Linked DNA regions of Homo sapiens: region 1 is linked to region 2. Evidence: read pairs that join two places in POLR2A ChIA-PET (ENCODE). Cell type or tissue: A673. All regions are shown on one strand. Links, peaks and the distances in the headings refer to the core of each region. The heading gives the core; the rest is flanking DNA.

Region 1 (4,403 bases), core at 245-4,244, 1.6 Mb after region 2:
GAATGTATTTCTGTTCTTTCCCCATTTCTCAGTAATGAAACAGTGACTGCATATCCCTTTGGAGGTAGGTGGATCTATTTCCAAAGCTCTACCTGCTGGGAGACATCCACAACCTTCTCATGCTGCTTCTGTCAATCGTCTGGTGAGCACACCAGGATGGGCACAGAAGGGACAGCTGTTACAGTCTTGGGCTCCTGGGAAGCCTGGCAGAGGTTTACCCTGCCTACAGACACTCCAATTTAGTAGCAATCATTGAACATTTTTACCCTAATAAATTTAAAAATAAAGAAGTTTGCATCATTTATTTTAAATTTGTGGGTAGGATTTCACACTATAGTCATTTGTGTTTGCTGATGAGTGGAATGGCTTCCACCTTTTATGCTACTGTGCAGTCTGAAGAAACCCAGGTTGGCATCTGCTCTTGTCACATGGTGGAGTTCGCAGGTCTCCAAGGAGACTCATGGTCTCTTAGGATGAAGGAAAGAGAAGAAATGCAGCATCCTGAGTCCTGGGCAACAGTTTTGTGGCCAAGCATCATGGCCACTTGTCTCATTAGGCAAATATTAGTTATTCCTCATATCCATCTTTTTCCCCAGATCACTAAGTCAGAAATTGTTAGTTGTATTCATTATTACACTTCCCTCAGCATACTACACTCTCTTATACATAGCGAACATTGAGTGTATTAGCACTTGGAGTTTATACAGCCTATTTTGCAGAAGTTTGTCCCCTCCATTACCAAAAGTCTTATCATCTTCTTGCCTTTCACATCTATGTAAGGGTAGAACATCTTGTTACAGATTTTTTTTTGTGTGTGTATGTGTGTATAATATTATACACACTTTTAGGCTTCTACATTCATGTATGCTGTCATCTGGTTCTTAAACCAAAATTATAAAGTAATATTTCCATTTTGAAGATGAAGGAACAGAAACTTGGTGTATAAACAGGCACATCCCCAAGCTACAATAGTTTATAAGAGGCAGGATCAATTTGGAGCCTATCATCTCTTGACTTCTTCCCAAGGGATTTTTCTTCTCTGCTTTGTAGCTCATGAACACTTAGAAGGACCCTCAAATGTTGCTTCACCATTATGGATCTTAATATCTAAAATCAGACTGTGTGTTTTTTAAGCCAACAAGCATATAGCTAGGCACAAAAGAGAGATCCAATTTTATTTTCCTCTAATTTCTGGTTTTGCATCCTCTAACTGAAATATATAGTTTAAACAGATTCAAAGAAATTGTTTGACCAGAGGAAGTTGGTTTTAAAGTGAGAATAAGAGAACCAGAAGGAATTAAGAATTCATACTTGCTTTTCTTTCTGAGATGAAGACAGGCTATCTGGGTCTTTGTCCTGCTTTGAGCATTGGTTGTCAGTGAAGGTTATCATCTTGCCATACTCAGAGTGGCTCATAGATTCAAAAACTGCCCTAGTTCAAGGGGACTGGGGGAAGGGAGCAGAATACTTGAGTTATTTACCAAGGACACTGGTCAAACTTTAATAGGAGTCATAATGCAACTGAGCACCACCTTATAATCAAGCAACTCTATTCTATTTGGGCATATCCCTGGATCTATTGGGGGTAGGGTGACTGGAAATATACTTAACCTGCTTATGCCATCATATGGGCACGCTGCTTTTCTACCAAATCTTTGGAAGGCGTCTTACAGTTGCATGGCTGGGAGAAGTGTCACAGACTGCACCACTGGGACAGCTAATGTCAGACACAAATCTGTGTATCAGCTTTAAAGCTGCCAGTGTAGCGCTATGTGTCAACTATTCGAGTCCACAAATTCTTGGCATAAATGCCAATAAGTCAAAATCAAATCTGCGTTATGAGGCGCACAGATTGCCTGCCTGGTAGAGCACACATGCTCATTCAGTTATGTGTGAATAAGAAGCCACTTGATCTATTAATTATGCTTCAGAATCAACGTGAAGCTCTAGGTAAGTGGCTGGTAGCAGATGAATAGATGGCTCATAGAGTGAAGTATAGTAATTGTCTTGAGGTTCTTGATGTGCAATTTAGTAAACTGAAATATGGTATTTTTCAGCCTAATAACAGAAAATCCTCTATCTGTGCCGAAGGGTGGCAGTTGCATGAGTCACTCTCATGTTCAGTAAAACAAAAAGGCAACTCAACCAATTAGAAAGCTTGGATGATACATTGCCACATGCTAATGCTATTAATAGGATGACTGCACATAAGCTGTGACTGAAACTGTATAGTGAAGTCTTCTAATGGCAGTTACCGATAGTGAGAAAGGGTAGTATATGTGTAAACCCAATTCATATTTACTTTATGTACAATGCAAGTTGATGGAAGAAGAAAAACTTAGTTCTAATGGGCAGTGCATTTTATTTAAGGCACTATCATTCCTCACTAATATCAGGGGCTTAAGAATGTGTGTGTGTGTAGGTGAGGGGAAAACTTGTTGCAATACTCCTGCTGCTAATGCCTTTGTCTGTGATCCCATGCTCCACTTATGGGTGGTACATTATTTACTTTGGTGTGTTCCTGTCTACTCAAAAAATGCAGTGAAGTTCATTTTGGTTTATAGAAAGAAAGACCAAGAAAATAAAATATGGAAAGACCATAAAGTTGACTTCCATCTTCCACTTTTTTTCAGGATTGGAATCGAACTATGCAATACCAATAGCATCCTGTTTCTGGCAAAAAGGAGGAAGAATATAATGTTATGTCCCTTTAGGATCTTCTTCCAATCTTATACAGATGTTATTTTTCTTTGCAATGGAAGCTGTTTACCTTTCATTCATTCCTCTGTGGTGAAGCCAGGGCCAGTACTAGGCTAATCTGAGAAGTGATGAAATTAGACTTTCCCCTCTGTTCTTCTTTGGAATGTCCATCAGGGCTTTCACTGTGGGATGAGATATGTTGCAGGCACTGACCACAGGTACACTCCCAATATCTGTGTGATCATGGTTCAGTCATTTTCATTCTAAACCTAAATATCCTTAACTATGAAATGAAAGAATGACATGCCCATTCATAACAGAGGGTTATTGTATCAATGATTTCTGACTTGGACCATACGGAATCTCATGGAATGTAGAGGGGACGATGCAGATATAGTTTGAAGAAAGCACATCAGATGGTTCTAACATGTACTTCCTCATCCTCGAATGACCTGAGTCAGTGGTTCTCACAGTGTGGGACCAATGGGAGCTTGTAAAAATGCAAATCTTGAATCAGAAACTCTGAGGGTGAGACCTAGCAATCCATATTTTAATCTCTATATTATTTATATTTTCATGAATAATCACAACAAAGTTTGAGGACCACTGGCCTGGATGTGGATCCAAGAATGTGGTCACCTAACCACCTGCATCAGTATCACCAGGAGCTTATTACAGATGAAAATTCCTGGAACAAAACCAAGCCCTGCTAAATCATAATATCTGGGACTAAAGCCCAGGGATCAATGTTTTGACAAACTTCAGGAAATTCTAAAACCTGTTCATACTTACAACACAAAGTTAGTCTAGAACCACTGTTCCAGAAAAGTGATTGTTAAAACTAAGTGCACATTAAAATCGCGTGTGAGAGTTTTTAAACAATACCAATATCTGGGCTCCAACCACAGGCCAATTACCTAGATTCTAATTTCCAGTCAGGATTAAAAATTACTAGACTAGATTATTTTTAAGACCCCTTTCAGATTCAGGTTCCATGATTTTTGCAATTTTGTGTTGTTTCCTAAATGCGTATTTTAATTCTCAATTCATAGCATGCTTTTCAATCCACACCATAGTTGATTTGTACCACACAGTACCCTACCTACTGGTAAATTCACGATAGGCTGGTAAATTGTCATCGGCTAAATCCAGCACCATTTACAATACTATGAGCTAAAAACAACAGGTGCAGCCTGAGAAGCTCATCTCTAAAGCCATACCTTCAGAAAACTTGGTCCAAATAGATCTCAACTCCTATACCCAAGGCATCCTCGTCTTTCTATTGCTGTGTTGAATGACACTAGCCTTCAGGTTTCATTTACTTGAATACTATTTGCAACAGAATTAGGATGATGATTATTATTATTATTATTGAGACAGGGTCTCACTCTGTTGCCCAGGCTGGAGTGCAGAAGTGTGATCATAGCTCACTACAGCCTTGAACTCCTGGGCTCAAGGGATTCTCCCACCTTGGCTTCCAAGTAGCTAGGACCACACGTGTGCTCTACCATACCTGGCTAATTTTTTAAAGTGGTTTTTTTTTTTGTAGAGGTGGAGGTCTTGCTACAGTGCCTGGCCTGGTTTCCAACTCCTGGTCTCAGGTGATCCTCCTGCCTTGGCCTCCCAAATCGCTGAGATTACAGGTGTGAGCCACCACACCTAGCCTCAGATTTGTAATTATTTTCCTTGCTGCTTCCAATGTT
Region 2 (4,403 bases), core at 287-4,286:
TACCAGCCCCCGCCCCCAGTTGATGAGGCCCACCATGCGTCAGGGCTGTGACTGTCCCATCCAGGGGCAGGAATTTCGGCCTCTGCCAATGACTTAGCTTTCTCTTTTACCTCCTCCCTCCTTGCTCACCCCACACCTCACGTTACAGGACAGGAGACTACTGCAGTAGCTCACGCCCACCAAACCCCCCATCAAAGCCACCCTTATTCTTGGAGGGAGCCAGTAAGCATCGTAAAAAAAATGTGCTTTCTCAGGATCCCTGCTCAAAATCTCTCCCCAGCTGCCTGGCTATTTATTTATTTATTTATTTATTTATTTATTTTGAGGTGGAGTCTCCCTCGGTCACCCAGGCTGGAGTGCAGTGGCACGATGTCTGCTCACTGCAACCTCCACATCCCGGGTTCGAAAGATTCTTGTGCCTCAGCCTCTGGAGTAGCTTGCCTGGCTTTTCAAACATACACTAGGGCAGCACTGTGTGAAAAGGAATATAATGCAAGCCACAAACATAATTTAAAATTTTCTAGATGCTACATTAAGAAACACTAAAAAGAAACAGATGAAATTAACTTTGAATATATTTTATTTAACCTGATATATGTAAAATACTGTCATTTCAAAATATAATCAATATAAAACATGATTAATAAGATATTTTTACATTCTTTTTTTGATAGTAGGTGTCCAAAATCCAATGTGTATTTCTTTTTTTTTTTTTTTTTTTTAGATGGAGTCTCATTCTTGTTGCCCAGGCCGGAGTATAGTGGCTTGATCTCAGCTCACTTTTACCTCGGCCTCCCAGGTTCAAGTGATTCTCCTGTCTCAGCCTCCCAAGTAGTTGGGATTACAGGCGTCCGCCACCATGCCCAGCTAATTTTTTTTTGTCCATATTTTTAGTAGAGATGGGATTTCACCATATTGTCCAGGCTGGTCTCAAACTCCTGACCTCAGGTGATCCACCTGCTTCAGTCTCCCAAAGTGCTGGGATTACAGGCGTGAGCCACCATACCCAGGCTTCCAGTGTGTTTTTCATATGCTTACAGTGCTTATTAATTTAGACTAGCCATCTTTAAATTACTCAGCAGTCACCTGTGGCTGGAGACTACCATATTGGACAGCATACACTAGAGGCCCAGGAAACAATGCAAATATCCTTTGGAAGGATCCTGCGCAATCACTGCACACACACACACACACACACACATTTTAGAGATAGAGTCTTCTCTGTCTTCCAGGCTGGAATGCAGTGGTGCTATTATGGTTCACTGTAGCCTCGACCTCCTGGGCTCAAGTGATCCTCCTGCCTCAGCCTCCCAAGTAGTTGGGACCATAGGCATGTGCCACTGGGCCTGGTTAATTTGTATATATACATATATATGTGTATATATGTATACATACATATATATGTGTATATATGTATACATACATATATATATATATTTAGACATGGGGTCTCACTGTGTTGCCCAGGCTGGTCTTAAACTCCTGGCCTCAAGAAATCCTCCCACCTCAGCCTCCCAAAGTGCTGAGATTACAGGTGTGAGCCACCACACCCAGCTTCACTGCTCACGTATAATGATCTGACAACTCTGTCTCCTTGGAGGTCAGGGTGAACAGGGCCCTCAGAAAATAGGATGTGGAATTATTGATTATTGATTACAGCAGAGAAAAGCCAAGGCCAGGCCAAAAAGAGCAGGTTCATGGAGGGTTGCTGCCACCCCCAACTCTGGGCAAGGGTCCCCCACACTGGGAGCTCTCCGCCTGCTCCGTGGTATAAGGCAGCAGGCTAAGGGGCTGCAAGGGGTACATGCGGGGCTGAGGTCCCCTGGTGAAAGGAAGTTTCAGAAGGGGGAAGTGAGAAGGGGAGTCGCAGGGTTCTACAGAGAAACAAGGAGTGCCACATGCATGCGCCATCCCCATGAAGCAGAGGCCTCCTCTGGCTGACGTCCCTGTCAGCCATAATTGCACCTAGAGCACCTGTCTCCCAAGGAACATTCCACAGCAGCTGAAGAGAGATGTTAGCTCATGCCAGGCCAACCATGCAAGTGGAATCTTTCAGACAGTCCTTCCAAATGGGGGTCCCAGGAAAAGATCAGCAGTTCTTAATATAGAACGCCTCCTCATGCAGATCAAAAGAATGCAAAGTCCTGGTGAGTCTCCAAGGGACTGAGTTCTTAAGAATGTAATTATGGATTGGAAGAAGATAAGTCCCTAGAGTCCAAAAGTTAGTTGTCAAATTGTAAGTGCCGAGAGAGAGAGAAGAAAGAAAGGAATCCTAGCTAGATTGGACTATTTGTCATGGTGGGATGGAAGTGGTTTAACAGCTGCTTTGCTGGATTTTCTAGCACTCCTTGAAATACAGGTTCCTTGAGAAGTAGTGTGTATTTGGAAGAGTTTCTCTTTCTGCAAAAGCATTACTTAAACCCTGTATTACACACACACACACACACACACACACACACACACACATAAAAATATGTACTCCCCAAATTTTTGGAATCAATGGCACCTAACAGTGTTGAATAAATCAGTCAAAGAAATATGCTTAAATTTGGTAATAAATGAGTCTCATGGCAGGAGGGAGATGTACAGCAATCCTAATTGACTATGATAATACAACTCATGCTGTTAAATTGTTCTAGAGAGGGCACAACAGCATGAGGTACTTGCAGTTCTTCCGGCAGCCTTCAAACCTGCTGTAACAGGCTATGGGCAGATAATACCCCAGCAGCAGAGCATGAAGACTAAGCTGAATAGTACATGTCCACCTAACAGAGCTTACCCCAAGTGAAAGGGCTTTATTAAAAAGAGCAAGGGATGTGCCTGATAGGCTCTGGGGGTGGCTATATTCACAGTAGGGAAAGAGGGATTACGTTTTGAGATGAGAAATGATTTCCACCTCCTCACCACACACGCCCTGCAGGAAATCCCATCCTAGCCAAACCCTCCATTGGGAGAAACCAGCTGAGATATCTTGCCCACTGCCTCTTTCTGCAAGACTCCACATGTCACACAGGCTGGATTTACTTCACCCAGTGGAGCCAGGGCAGGACCAGAAGGGGGAAAGCAGAGGAGTGAACTAGAGACTAGGCAATGGCTTTGCCTGTCTGTTTGTTGCTTATTTTTGATGATTGTTTAAAGCCCATCCATGAAAAAATACTGACAGTATTTCTTCAGTTAAGAAATCATCATGAACTGCTCTCTTATCTAAAGAACTTTGAAAGTAGAAGCTCTAAAGCTCAACTTTCTGCCACAGGCTGCCTGCCATTGGCCACACCACAGGCTCCAGCTCCAGAAACACACAGAAGCAGAGAGGGCAAGATTTGAACACCCCTTAGAGATGGATGAACCAACCCCACCAGCTCAGACTCCTCCCCATCCTATAGCCAGTTGGGGGCAGTCACACAGCCAGTTGGAGACAGTCTTGCGTCAATGCTGGGGAAACCAGAAGTTATAGGTTTTAATTTCTTAGGCAGACCTCATTTGTTCACATCTAAGTCTCCATCTTATTTAATGAAAAGGCTTGGGAAATCCAAAATGGTTGGCCAGCCCTTACTTTTCTTGGGAAAGGTAAGAGTGAGCTGGTTAATCGTTAAGTCCTGGTATAATCACAGATCCAGGTAGGGCAAAGGTCTTTTAAGATTAAACAGATTTAACTATGCAAATTCCATTACCTTCATAATAAAACCCTCTCTTTGTTTATTGATAGTTAATGGGAGGACACCAGACATAAATACAAATAGTTTAACCACGTAAATAAGCAAACCATGTTTACTATAGGAAATTGTGTTTGTTCCCTTAAGTCATAAAATTTTTATTTAGGAAATTGAATTTGTTCCTTTAAGTTGTAAAATGAGCTCACTAGCTTTGAATTAATTTAATCCACCACTCTGCACAGTGTGTAGATCTTACTCGTCAGAAAATCTCACATTCCTGGGCTTCCTCTTCTCAGGCTTGTTGGAAGCTAGTAAATCAACTGTCACTCTAGTAGATTTAAATCCAAACATATAAAATTTTCATTTTTCCCTAATGGAGTTTAATTAGTTTTTGACTTAAACTTTTTTTTTTTTTTTTTTTTTTTGAGACGGAGTCTCACTCTGTCACCAGACTGGAGTGCAGTGGTGCGATCTCAGCTCACTGCAAGCTCCGCCTCCCAGGTTCACGCCATTCTCCTGGCTCAACCTCCCAAGTAGCTGGGACTACAGGCATGTGCCACCACGCCCAGCTAATTTTTGTATTTTTAGTAGAGACAGGGTTTCCCCATGTTGGCCAGGATGATCTCCATCTCTTGACCTCGTGATCTGCCCGCCTCGGCCTCCCAAAGTGCTGGGATTACAGGTGTAAGCCACCACGCCCAGGCTACTTAAACTTGATCTTACTATTAGAGTAACTTAAAGGAAAAGAGT

What was found. ChIA-PET counts read pairs that join two places held together with the same protein. Peaks named below come from ENCODE experiments on the same cell type or tissue, not always from the same donor. Only the 100,000 strongest peaks of a DNase experiment are listed, where the experiment ranks them.
Region 1: POLR2A ChIA-PET joins it to region 2 with 6 read pairs; 1 of 35 experiments calls an interaction of 5 or more read pairs at or near these places.

What each region holds. Positions count from the first base shown.
Region 1 is chr18:52,390,212-52,394,614 of GRCh38, forward strand. All of the region lies in intron 1 of DCC (DCC netrin 1 receptor), which reads left to right. Among named protein-coding and RNA genes, the nearest start is that of DCC, 52 kb to the left of the region's middle. In A673, for the core only: no CTCF peak of the experiment used is centred there; a DNase peak (open chromatin) is centred at 2,160; H3K27ac peaks cover 3,000 bases.
Region 2 is chr18:50,788,421-50,792,823 of GRCh38, forward strand. No RefSeq gene overlaps it. Among named protein-coding and RNA genes, the nearest start is that of MRO, 29 kb to the right of the region's middle. In A673, for the core only: CTCF peaks have their summits at 3,383 (motif pointing right) and 3,587; DNase peaks (open chromatin) are centred at 2,261, 2,741 and 3,351.